Linked DNA regions of Homo sapiens: region 1 is linked to region 2. A link is a contact called in ENCODE Hi-C data. All regions are on one chromosome and are shown on one strand. Each heading gives the region's core, a stretch centred on a gene start or an enhancer-like site at or near the end of the contact. The rest is flanking DNA. Distances are from core to core; before and after follow the strand shown. Region 1 holds the start of POT1 (protection of telomeres 1). Region 2 has its middle 42 kb from the start of FAM3C.

Evidence for each region. Hi-C counts contacts between places; a loop is a spot of excess contacts on that map. Pooled maps may share reads with other maps.
Region 1: a loop to region 2 is called in a pooled map, with 8 times the contacts of the local background. The contact joins the promoter of POT1 here to the enhancer-like site in region 2. A Hi-C loop is called at or near these places in 3 of 50 pooled maps.

What each region holds. Positions count from the first base shown.
Region 1 is chr7:124,925,150-124,931,498 of GRCh38, reverse strand. POT1 (protection of telomeres 1) reads left to right here and starts at 1,674. Exons shown (of 19, transcript NM_015450.3): 1 at 1,674-1,705; 2 at 2,500-2,684. POT1-AS1 (POT1 antisense RNA 1) reads right to left here and starts at 1,626. Exons shown (of 8, transcript NR_125719.1): 1 at 1,483-1,626. RefSeq lists enhancers at 1,390-1,684, 1,439-1,738.
Region 2 is chr7:121,434,971-121,441,150 of GRCh38, reverse strand. It overlaps the pseudogene RPL18P4. Among named protein-coding and RNA genes, the nearest start is that of FAM3C, 42 kb to the right of the region's middle. RefSeq lists an enhancer at 2,422-2,716. Within about 2 kb of position 3,055, at least 21 of the 41 ENCODE cell types and tissues checked have a DNase peak (open chromatin) inside an H3K27ac peak, as active enhancers do.

The sequences.
Region 1 (6,349 bases), core at 425-2,924, 3.5 Mb before region 2:
CCACAAAATTTTTTTAAAAAATTAGCCGGGTGTGGTGGCCTGTGCCTGTAGTCCCAGCTACTTAGAAGGCTGAGGCCAGAGGATAGCTTGAGCCCAGGAGTTCCAGGCTGCAGCGAGCTATGATCTCGCCACTGCACTTCAGCCTGGGCGACAGAGCAAGAGCCTGGGAGAATGTGTTTAAATGGTGACGGGAAAGAATGAATAAAAGAAGGAAAGCTTAAAATACATTAAGAGAAAATATATTGATGATGATGGAAGGGAGATGAAATTGGTCAGGGTCCAAAGCCCATGTGGAGGGCTTCACATAAAAAGGAGGAATAGTATTTCTCAGCCGGATGCAGCCAGAGATGGAAGGAGGATAGCATCTAAACCTTCCCTATAGTTTTCCTCAAATGGACAGCTCCTGAGTTCATGCACTTGTCACCCCGGCTTCTGCGTGGGATATAACTACAGGGATGGGGAGGGGAAACAGGAGATGGGCTAATACTGAATGCTTCCTGTTGATTAAAAAGGCACTTCAAACATAGCTGGCTGGGCACAGTGGCTCATGTCTGTAATCCCAGCACTTTGGGAGGCCAAGGTGGGCGGATCACAAGGTCAGGAGTTCGAGACCAGCCTGGCCAAAATGGGAAACCCCGTCTCTACTAAACAAATACAAAAATTAGCCAGGCATGGTGGCCTGCGCCTGTAATCCCAGCTACTAGGGAGGCTGAGGCAGAAGAATTGCTTGAACCCGGGAGGTGGGGGTTGCAGTTAGCCGAGATTGCGCCATTGCACTCCAGCCTGGTGACAGAGCGAGATTCCGTCTCAAAAAAAAAAAAAAAGTTAGCTATATCCTCCTGCAAATATGTATATAAAGAAGATATTTTAGTTCAAATTAGCCTTGGAAATATTCATGTAATTCTTTATTACATTTAGTTTCACACTAGGATGATTTCACTTAAATGATTGAAGGCATATATCTGGAATTAGCAGAGAATTCATGTTTAACAATTTATCATTATAAATGATAAATTATAATATTTATCAATTATAAGTTATAATAAATATTAAATAAACTATAATAAACCTATAAAATAAATTATAATAAATATTAATTATACCACAAAATCATGGCCCTATAAAACAATGACAAGGTTAATCAAATCTGTCTGTAAATAGCAAGACTCAATGGTGGCATTATGCCAATGCCCGAAATTACTATAAAAACTCCCAAATAACATTGTTATCCTTGTAAATGCTTCCTTGTAAAGACTGCAGTAGGTGCCTATTTCTTGGAGGAAGAGAACTGGACATTAAAAGAAAGGCTCTGCCTACAGGAGCTTCGAATCTACCAAAGGGAAGCTCAAATCCCGCCCAGCGGACCCGCCCGCTTCCCCTAAGCTTGCCTCCCGCCACGAAAGCTGGAAAGTCACTGGGGGCGGAGCTAAGGGGAGCTGCGAGAATTCCGGGGGATGTGACCGGACTGGGCGGGGCCTGTACCTTGGCCCTGCGCTCCCGTTGACGTCGCATCCTGTCAGTATTTCGCCAAACCTCCAGGCGCCATCAGTGTGTGAACCGTTACGCAGCTGGTCCACCGCGGGCGGAGAACAAGCGACTATGCCCAGGGATCCTGCACGCATGCGTGGAGCTGAACCGTCAGCGTGCGTGTGACGTCACCTGCGCGCCCGCCTAAACTCTTCCTAGGGTTCTTTCTAGAGTACGGGTGAGTGAAATTTGTAAGGTTTGGTGTGTTCATTTGAGTGGGTGCCAGACGTAACGGGCCCGGGATTGAATTAGTTTAGATCAAAATTTGATGTAATTATCGCAGAGAAACGCTTTCTTACGAGTGTTTATCTCGAGCCTGCTGTGTTCAGCATCTTTCTTGGTGTTTTGGGAGAAGCAGACAGGAGTTAAGTCCAAGTCCCCGCCCTCACAGAGCTCAGGTGGCTTGGGGGAAGGTTGGTGCGCAAACATTAAAATTAGATATCGACACTAGTGAGTGTCCCCGTCAAGAGGTCTGTGAAATAAGGTTGAGCCTACGATGCAGAAGTTAATCTCAGTTCAGTAATTTTTGTTTCTTCATTTATTTAGCGGGTGAAGGGAGGGGGCCACAGAAACATGTTGGAGTACGATGCTTTTGGTGCACAGTTTGTCTATACAATATTACAGCTCCCGTGGGGGTTAAAAAAAAACACGATTTTTCAGCCTCCCTCTTCCCCAATAAATTTTACATTTTAAAGCACAATGTTAAAAGCGTTTGTTAGTGACGTTACAGATCTTAAAACTGGCTTTTTGGAGGTACTTTACGCAGCTAAGTAGAAAATGGTTAAGTTTCAGTTCCTTGGAAGAATGTTTTGTATTGATCTTTGCAATAAAATTGTAAAATAATCCATCCTCCTGTCACCCCCCAACCCCGAACCGTGTTAACTATAATAAGGAAAAGCATAACTAAGTCAAAGAGACTTAAAGCAAATTATTGACTTCATTTTGGGTAAAACACTGGTTTTGTATTTTCAGCAGCAAGTTGTCAGATTCCCTAGTTGAATTTGCTTTGGACATCAGTGTGAAGCAGAACTGATATGCCACTTGAATTAATAAAGGAAGTCAATGGGGTGCCTGAAGTTCAGCCGCTGAGTAAATTACATAAAGTAGATTTCGGATCCCTACAGCCAGGTTACAATTATAGCAAGAAATATATTCAGGTAAGAATTTCTATAACTCAGAATGCTTTTTCCTACTAAAAGGAATGCAGTTTTTAAGTGTTGAGTTTATTTATGAGAACTGGTTTAGGTATGGTTTTTATCTTTGTCATAACATTTGAGATTGAATATTTCAATAAGTTATTCTTATTCAGTACTTATTTAGCGAACAATTATCAAATTCGTGTGTGAAACATTGGAGTAAGTTTCTGAGGTACAAAGATGAATAAATATAGTCCCGGAACTAAAGATAATCACATTTCTGTGGGGTCTGACAGATCAATCACCTGATCTCCAATTAAAATTAATAGGTGTGATATTAGCATTGTGATGTGTGAACATGAGAGAGCTTTTGGTTCTGACAGATCACGAAAGTTGAGCTGGAACTTACGGGATAACAGACTGTGCTGTACCTTCCTTTGAGGTAAAAAGCAGTCCTTATGTGCATGTTGAGGAATTTGGATATTACTCTAAAAGCTATGGGAAGTCTTTAGTAGGTTTTAGCAGGAGAAAGACATGATTTACTTTGAGTTCAAAAAACTTTGCTCCTAGGTAGAGAATATATTGGCGAATGCAAGATTAGAGGAAAGATGTTTAGTTAAGAGGCAATTACAGTAATTTAGGTGAGAGTTGATGATGATCTGGGCCAGTGGCAGAGGGGATGATGGGAAGGATATTGAAAAAAGATAGTAATAATAATAACTAAAGTTAACATTCATTGCATTTTTTTCCATGCGTTAGGTAGTTTTTACGTATATTATTTAATCATCACAAAGACCTATGACATAGGTACTGTTATTAAAGACACTGTGTTTCAGAAAGGTTAAGCAATTTGCCTGAGATCATATTGATGATATGAAGTAGAGCAGGAATTTGAATATAGATGATTTCCTTTAGACCTGACAGGATAAAGAAGCAGAATCAGTAGGTCTTAGAGAACAATTAGACTAGAGTGGCAAAGAGAAATTCAGGAAACTTCTGTTTCTAATTCCTAGCCAACAAGGAGAAGAAAATAGGGGGTACATACTTAGGGAGAAACATGATAAGTTCAATTTTGGTCATATTTGAAAGGTCTTTAGAGGTATATAAATAGTAGTGTGCAGTAGGCAAGTGGATTGGGGAGTTTGAAGCCCAAAGGGACTCTCATTTAGATGGGTTTGAGCCAAAGCATAGAAGAGAAGAGAACCATGTTGAAGGAGTCAGTGAAAGAAAGTAGTATGAATAAGTAGCAGAGATGGTCTAGAGAAGGAGGAAGAAACTCAGGAGTCTTTGATACGTAAGAATGCAAGTTTCAATAACACTTGTATAGATTGTTGTCTAGTAGGCACTCTCCTAAATGCTTTGTATATGTAATCTCTTTGTATATGTTCTCTCCTAAGAACTCTAAGTATTATTCTCATTTTATAGCTGGAAAACAAACACAGGTTAAGTGATTTATTCAAGGTCTAATAGCCAGTAAGTGGCTGAGCAGTGATTTGCATTCCCATTGTCTTTGCTACTAAACAGAGCATTATGTTGCTATTAGATGCTCAAAGGTCTGAAAAGTATCTGTTCATTCTAATAACCAAGAAATTATTGATCACTTGGAAAGATTAGTTTTGCTTAAACACTAAGAGCAAATTCATTTTTCAGTAGTTTGAGGATTGAATGTCAGGTGAAAAAATGAAAGCAGAAAATGTCTTTCAAGAAATGAGTTGTGATACTTTTGATAATTTAAACAAAATTTTTAAAATTTATTTTGTAAATAGGTGTGGGAAACAAGTGCAGTTTTGCTATGTTGATATATAGCACTGTGGTAAAGTAAGGGCCTTCAGTGCATCTGTCACTGGAGCAATGCAGCTTGTACCCACCAAGCAACCTCCCATCATCCACTCCACTCCTAATCCCCTACCCCTCCAAGTTTCCATTGTCCATCTCTGTACACTCTGCTTCTGTGTGTACACATTATTTAGTTCACATTTTTGAGTGAGAACATGCAGTATTTCTCTTTCTGTGTCTCAGTTGTTTCATTTAAGATAATGGTCTCCATTTCTATCCATGTTGCTGCAAAAGACATAATTTCATTCTTTTTAATGTCTAAATAGTATTGTGTACATATGTGACTTTTTAAATCCAGTCCTCCATCGATGTACACTTTGGTTGATTGCATATCTTTGTGATTTTGAATACTGCTGTGGTATACATATGAGTGCAGGTCTCTTTTTTATTTAATGATTTCTTTTCCTTTGGGTACATACCCAGTAGTGGGATTGCTGGGTCAAATGGTAGTTCTATTTTTAGTTATTCGAAAACTCATTATACTGTTTTCCATAGAGGTTGTACTAATGTACATTCTCACCGACAGTGTATAACAATTCCTTTTTCTTTGCACCCCAATGTCTGTTTTTTCTTTGTCTTTTTAATACCCATTCTGATTGGTGTAAGGTGATATTTCATTGTGGTTTTAATCTGCATTTTACTGATGATTAGTTATATTGAACATTTTATCATGTGCTTGTTGGCTATTTGTTTATCTTCTTCTGAAAAATGTTCATGTCCTTAGCCCACTTTTTAATGGGCTTATTTGGGGGTTTTTTGGTTGAGTCCCTTGTAAATTCTGGATATTAGTCCTCTGTTGAATGTATAGTTTGCAAATATTTTCTCTCATTCCTGAGATTGTTCATTCTGTTATTTCTTTTGTAGCACAGAAGCTTTTTAGCTTAATTAAGTTTCATTTGTCTATTTGTGTTTTTATTGCCTGTGCTTTTGAGGTCTTAGTCATGAATTGTTTGCCTAAACCAATATCTAGAAGAGTTTTTCCTAGGTTTTCTTCTATATTTTTATAGTTTTGGGTCTTACATTCAAATCTTTAATCCGTCTTAAGTTTATTTTCGTGTATGGTGACATATACGTTCCAGTTTCACTCTTCTGCATGTGGCAATCCCGTTTTCCCAGCACCATTAATTGAAAAGTGTGTCTTCTCCCCAGTGTAGTGTTCTTGCCATCTTTGTCATAGATCAGTTGGCTGTAAGTATTTGACTTTATTTCTGGTTTCTCTATTTTGTTCCATTTATCTGTGTGTCTATTTTTATACTAGTACCATGCTATTTTGGTTGCTGTAGCCTTGTAATACATTTTGAAGTGAGGCAACGTGTACCTCCAGCATTGTTCTTTTTGATTAGGATTGCTTTGGCAATTTGGGTTCTTTTTTGGTTCCATATGAACTTTAGAATTGTTTTTTTCTAATTCTGTGAAGAATGACATCAGTAATTTGATAAGGATTGCATTGAATCTGTAGCTTTGGGAAGTATGTTCATTTTAATAATATTAATTCTTCTGATCCACGAGCATGGGATGTTTTTCCATTTTTTTATGTTGTTTACAATTTATTTCATCCGTCCTTTGTAGTTTTCCTTGCAGAGATCTTTCACCTTGTTAGTTAAATATATTCCTAGGCATTTTATTTTATTTTTGTAGCTGTTGTAAATGGGATTGCATTCTTGATTTGGTACTCAGCTAGATTTTTATTGATGTATAGAAACATTACTGATTTTTGTACATTGATTTTGTATCCTGAAGCTTTACTTAATTTACCAACCTAAGAGATTTTTGGTGGAGTCTTGAGGGCTTTCTGTATACAAGATCATATCATTAGCCAACTATGATAATTTGCTACTTCTTTCCCAATT
Region 2 (6,180 bases), core at 1,806-4,305:
GAACCATAACAGATGACGTGTGGGTTCAGGAGGTGCCCAAACTGAAGGTGTGTGCACTGGGCGTGACCAGCCGGGCCCGCAGCCACATCTTCAGGGTGGGGGGCAAGAACCTCACTTTCGACCAGCTGGCCCTGGACTCCCCCAAGGTCTGCGGCACCGTCCTGCTCTCAGGTCCTCGCAAGGGTCGAGAGGTGTACTGGCATTTCGACAAGGCCCTGGGAACCCCACACAGCCACACCAAACCCTACGTCCGCTCCAAGGGCCGGAAGTTCGAGTATGCCAGAGGCCAAGGGGCCAGCCAAGGCTACAAAAACTAACCCTGGATCCTACCTTCTTTTTTCTTTTTTTTTAATTTTTTATTATTATACTTTAAGTTCTAGGGTACATGTGCACAATGTGCAGGTTTGTTACATATGTATACATGTGCCATGTTGGTGTGCTGCACCCATTAATTCGTCATTTACATTAGGTATATCTCCTAATGATATCCCTCCCCCCTCCCCCCATCCCACGACAGGCCCCAGTGTGTGATGTTCCCCTTCCTGTGTCCAAGTGTTCTCATTGTTCCATTCCCACCTATGAGTGAGAACATGCGGTGTTTGGTTTTTTGTCCTTGCGACAGTTTGCTGAGAATGATGGTTTCCAGCTTCATCCATGTCCCTACAAAGGACATGAACTCATCATTTTTTATAGCTACATAGTATTCCATGGTGTGTATGTGCCACATTTTCTTAATCCAGTCTATCACTGATGGACTTTTGGGTTGGTTCCAGGTCTTTGCTATTGTGAATAGTGCCACAATAAACATACGTGTGCATGTGTCTTGATAGCAGCATGAGTTATAATCCTTTGGGTATATACCCAGTAATGGGATTGCTGGGTCAAATGGTATTTCTAGTTCTAGATTCTTGAGGAATCGCCATGCTGTCTTCCACAATGGTTGAACTAGTTTACAGTCCCACCAACAGTGTAAAAGTGTTCCTATTTCTCCACATCCTCTCCAGCACCTGTTTCCTGACTTTTTAATGATCGCCATTCTAATGGTGTGAGACGGTATCTCATTGTGGTTTTGATTTGCATTTCTCTGATGGCCAGTGATGATGAGCATTTTTTCAAGTGTCTGTTGGCTGTGTAAATGTCTTCTTTTGAGAAGTGTCTGTTCATATACTTCACCCACTTTTTGATGGGGTTGTTTTTTTCTTGTAAGTTTGTTTGAGTTCTTTGTAGATTCTGGATATTAGTCCTTTGTCAGATGAGTAGATTGCAAAAATTTTCTCCCATTCTGTAGATCGCCTGTTCACTCTGATGGTAGTTTCTTTTGCTGTGCAGAAGCTCTTTAGTTTAATTAGATCCCACTTGTCAATTTTGGATTTTGTTGCCATTGCTTTTGGTGTTTTAGACATGAAGTTCTTGCCTATGCCTATGTCCTGAATGGTATTGCCTAGGTTTTCTTCTAGGGTTTTTATGGTTTTAGGTCTAACATTTAAGTCTTTAATCCACCTCGAATTAATTTTTGTATAAGGTGTAAGGAAGGGATCCAGTTTCAGCTTTCTACACATGGCTAGCCAGTTTTCCCAGCACCATTTATTAAATAGGGAATCCTTTCCCCATTGCTTGTTTTTTTCAGGTTTGTCAAAGATCAGATGGTTGTAGATGTGTGGTATTATTTCTGAGGGTTCTGTTCTGTTCCATTGGTCTATATCTCTGTTTTGGTACCAGTACCATGCTGTTTTGGTAACTGTAGCCTTGTAGTATAGTTTGAAGTCAGGTAGCGTGATGCCTCCAGCTTTGTTCTTTTGGCTTAGGATTGTCTTCACAATGCGGGCTCTTTTTTGGTTTCATATGAACTTTAAAGTAGTTTTTTCCAATTCTGTGAAGAAAGTCTTTGGTAGCTTGATGGGGATGGCATCGAATCTATAAATTACCTTGGGCAGTATGGCCATTTTCATGCTATTGATTCTTCCTATCCATGAGCAGGGAATGTTCTTCCATTTGCCTGTATCCTCTTTTATTTCGTTGAGCAGTGGTTTGCAGTTCTCCTTGAAGAGTTCCTTCACATCCCTTGTAAGTTGGATTCCTAAGTATTATATTCTCTTTGAAGCAATTGTGAATGGGAGTTCACTCATGATTTGGCTCTCTGTCTGTTATTGGTGTATAAGAATGCTTGTGATTTTTCCACATTGATTGTGTATCCTGAGACTTTGCCTAAGTTGCTTATCAGCTTAAGGAGATTTTGGACTGAAACGATGGGGTTTTCTAAATATACAATCATGTCATCTGCAAACAGGGACAATTTGACTTCCTCTTTTCCTAATTGAATATCTTTATTTCTTTCTCCTGCCTGATTGCCCTGGCCAGAACTTCCAACACTATGTTGAATAGGAGAGGTCAGAGAGGGCATGGGTCCCACACCCACGAAGCCTCGCTCATTGCTAGCACAGCAGACTGAGATGGAACTGCAAGGCGGCAGCGAGGGTGGGGGAGGGGCGCCTGCCATTGCTGAGGCTTGAGCTGGTAAACAAAGCAGCTGGGAAGCTCGAACTGGGTGGAGCCCACCGCAGCTCAAGGAGGCCTGCCTGCCTTAGTAGACTCCACCTCTGGGGGCAGGGCATACCCGAACAAAAGACGCAGAAACCTCTGCAGACTTAAATGTCCCTATGTGACAGCTTTGAAGAGAGTAGTGGTTCTCCCAGCATGGAGTTTGAGATCTGAGAACGGACAGACTGCTTACCTTCTTATTAAAAAGATTTTGGATGCTGACCAAAAGTAATATCTGTGGTCAAGAAGGATTAGGGGAACTATCTTTATCTAGTCAGAGACCAGAGACCCTCTCTTTTATCTGGTCAGAGATCCTCCTTTTCTGCACCATTTTCTAATGGAATGTATAAAATGTGAAGCTACGTATACTTGTACTTGTTACAACAGAGAGAGCAAGTTCATCTCTGTAAATTACTAAGATAAGTAAAGGAAAGAATGTTAACTGAAACTATTAATCATGAGTTGAGAACTGAGAGAGTTCCAGAGAAGAGTTGTCATAGCACTAAGTGAAAGCCATTTATCAATGTGGAAGGCATGAGTGCAAATATGTAGGGAGGCTCTTCATATAAATAAAAAGGAAAGGATCTGCACCCTGGAGGAAGGTTCCAGCTGATATGATAAGGGGGGTGACTTCATATATCAGATCATCCATTTGAGGAGATAAAAATCTGGAATAATGTGCCCCAAGACAGACTCCCTCTTCAGAATTCTGTGAAGGTGCCTTCTTTAGAGCCACTTGGAGTTGTCTTGTTCCCTTTCGGGTTTTTTTTTTTTTTTTTCCTAAGACGAGGTCTCACTGGAGTGCAATGGCACGGTTATAGCTCACTACTGCAGCCTCCAACTCTTGAGTTCAAGCAATCCTCATACCTCAACCTCCTGAGAAGCTAGGACTACAGGTGGACACCACCATGCCTGACTAATTTTTATCATTTTTTTAGTCGAGACGAAGTCTTGCTATGTTGCCCAGGCTGGTCTCAAATACCTGGGCTCAAGCAATCCTCCTGTCTGAGCCTCCCAAAGTGCTGAGATTACAAGCATGAGCCACTGCACCTGGCCTGGCCTGTTGTCTTTAGGAATCCTTATTGTATCACCTTTCTCCCCTTCATTTCGTTCCTCTATCTTTTGTTCTTCAGAGAAACACAGGGGTGTGGGAAATAATAAGCAACCCATTAAGCAGTCATTTAAAGAAGCCAAGTTCTAATTTTTTCTAGATTCTTAAGATCATATTGGCACTATTTGTCTAACAAAGAAAGTTAATTGCAACCTTAATATAGTTTTTAAAATTACTTACTGTCTGTGATCCAAATAAAATGTAAGCAATATGAAGACAAGGATTTTATCCTTATTGTTCAATGCTTTGTGCCCAGCACCTAGAAAAATGTCTAGACGATGTGATAGGAGTTATTAAGAAATTATTTTAGGCAGATAGAGAGGAAAAGGGGTCCTTGGGAAGTTTTCATTTTTTTAAAAAGCATCTCCAGAAAAGTTTCCTGTAAAGCCCCTGCTCTTAGAGCCAGGCTGGCAACCTTTGATATGCAAAAACAGGCCATTAGAAACTGGGTCCACCCAAACATAGTGATTCCCAGGGTCTTCTTGACCTTGCCCCACATGTTCCTGGTAACATGGCCACCCCCACATATCCCCACGTGTGTAGAACATCATGGCGCCCTTCATTTGCATATTAGGGTGGGAGGGCCAGCTTTTTCATGGGTTACATGAATGACATGCCTGGTCAAACCAATCCCCTGAGTCCTATGCAAATCAGACACCGCTTCCTCCAGCCTCTGCATATATCTGGCTGGTATCCATCGCACTTGGGGTTGGTTCCCTCTCTCTACTTTGGAGCACGGCTCCCTCTCTGTACGGGGGAGCTTCTTCCTTCTGCCTTCTTCCTTCTTTCTTGCCTATTAAACTCTCCGCTCCTTAAAACCACTCCATGTCTGTCCATGTCGTTTTATCTAATTCGACTCCAGACGAAGAACCTGTTGTTCCTCCACTCATTGGAGCTGTATCAATGATAGGTGTTAAAAACTATTTACTAAATGGGATGAATGAATTTTCCTATGTCTCTATTATTCTCAAACCTTAGGCAGGTATCTATTACCTGCCTAAGAGCCCAGTGTTAGTGGTGCTTTGCTGAATGCAGGTAGGAGAGCAGTGGCCATGTGCAGGGCAAAGGTGACAGCTGCAGGAATCCAGAGCATAAATAGGAGTTAATAATGAAGAGGAGCAGGAATTATGAGTAACAGGAGAACAGGAAGACATGGAAGTATGGCAGTGGAAAGGGAGTGTGCTTTCTTTCCAATAACACATGGATTATGTCACCAGCTAATTATTTGGATTAAAGGAAAGGGTGAACCTGAAAATCAGGAATTTAGGAACAATTGAACGAATAAATTGTAAAAACATTCTTTCACTGTAGACAGACTCCCTTTCAGTTAAGACCTTTATCTCAACTGAAGATTTATAACAAGAGACCTAAACATCAATTACAACTTATTAGATGAAGGCCCAAGTGCAAATTTCACCTTGTCCCATTGTTAGTTCTTAAAACTAGACCAGCCCACCCACACCATGAATTAATGGAAATGGCTGAAGTTTCACCAAGACTGCTTCCATGAACCCTCCTTTTTCTTTTCTTTTTAATTGACAAATAATAATTGCATATATTATTTTTATGGGGTACAATGTGATGTTTTATATATGTTTACATCATGAAATGATCATTTGTCCTCACTTTTTCCTTAATTGCTCTTCATCGCTGGTCCATGCTCTACCCAATTCTTGGCCCAGCAGTGCTACCGTTGGTCATTTAAATTTGAAATTAGTTATTGATCTTCCCAGCATTTGAATCTTGGTTATACCTTTTGAGAAAAGAGTGCTTGTTTCTGTGATTTTGAATGGGAATCCATGTCCAGGTTGCAAATTCTTGGAAATCTTGACACCAGACATCCTCTGCTGGATTGACCCCAACTTCTCTGTAAAGTAACTTCGGGACAGATTAAGATAATCTATTTTTAAAACCCACAAGATTAAAGCAGATATATGTGAAAGTATTCAGGAAAAGGCAAACAGTAAACATGTGTAATTTGGATTCAACAAAACTTATCTCGAGTGCTTTGTTTATTAAACATTATGGTAGGTGCTGCTATTATGTCCTTTAATGTCTCTTCCCATTCATGTTGGTAAAAACACTTTTTCTCTCTAACAATAACCTGTTGGTCTATTATCTTCCTATACTTGATTTGAAGAGAGATGAGTAGTAATTTTCTTCCTCGTTTTCTTGTTTTATTTATTTATTTATTTATTTATTTATTTATTTATTTATTTTGGTTGCCTGTTGACTCTTTTGTCTCTCATTGTACAGTCTCTGTTGACTGTTCTTTCTTTTATTGTACAATTCTTTATTATCCTCTTTCTCCCTTTGTCTCTGTCTCTCTCACACACACATACATACACACTCTCACACTCACACACACATGCATACACACTGCCTTAAGGACAATGCAATTTTCCCCATATTCTGCAGATCTTATCTCCATATTCATCACACTCACACTTTTAGCTTATAATTTGTTTCTCCATGAGCAATGGCCTCAGCCACTTCAGTGTTCTTATTACTAAACTGCTTTGATGCCATAT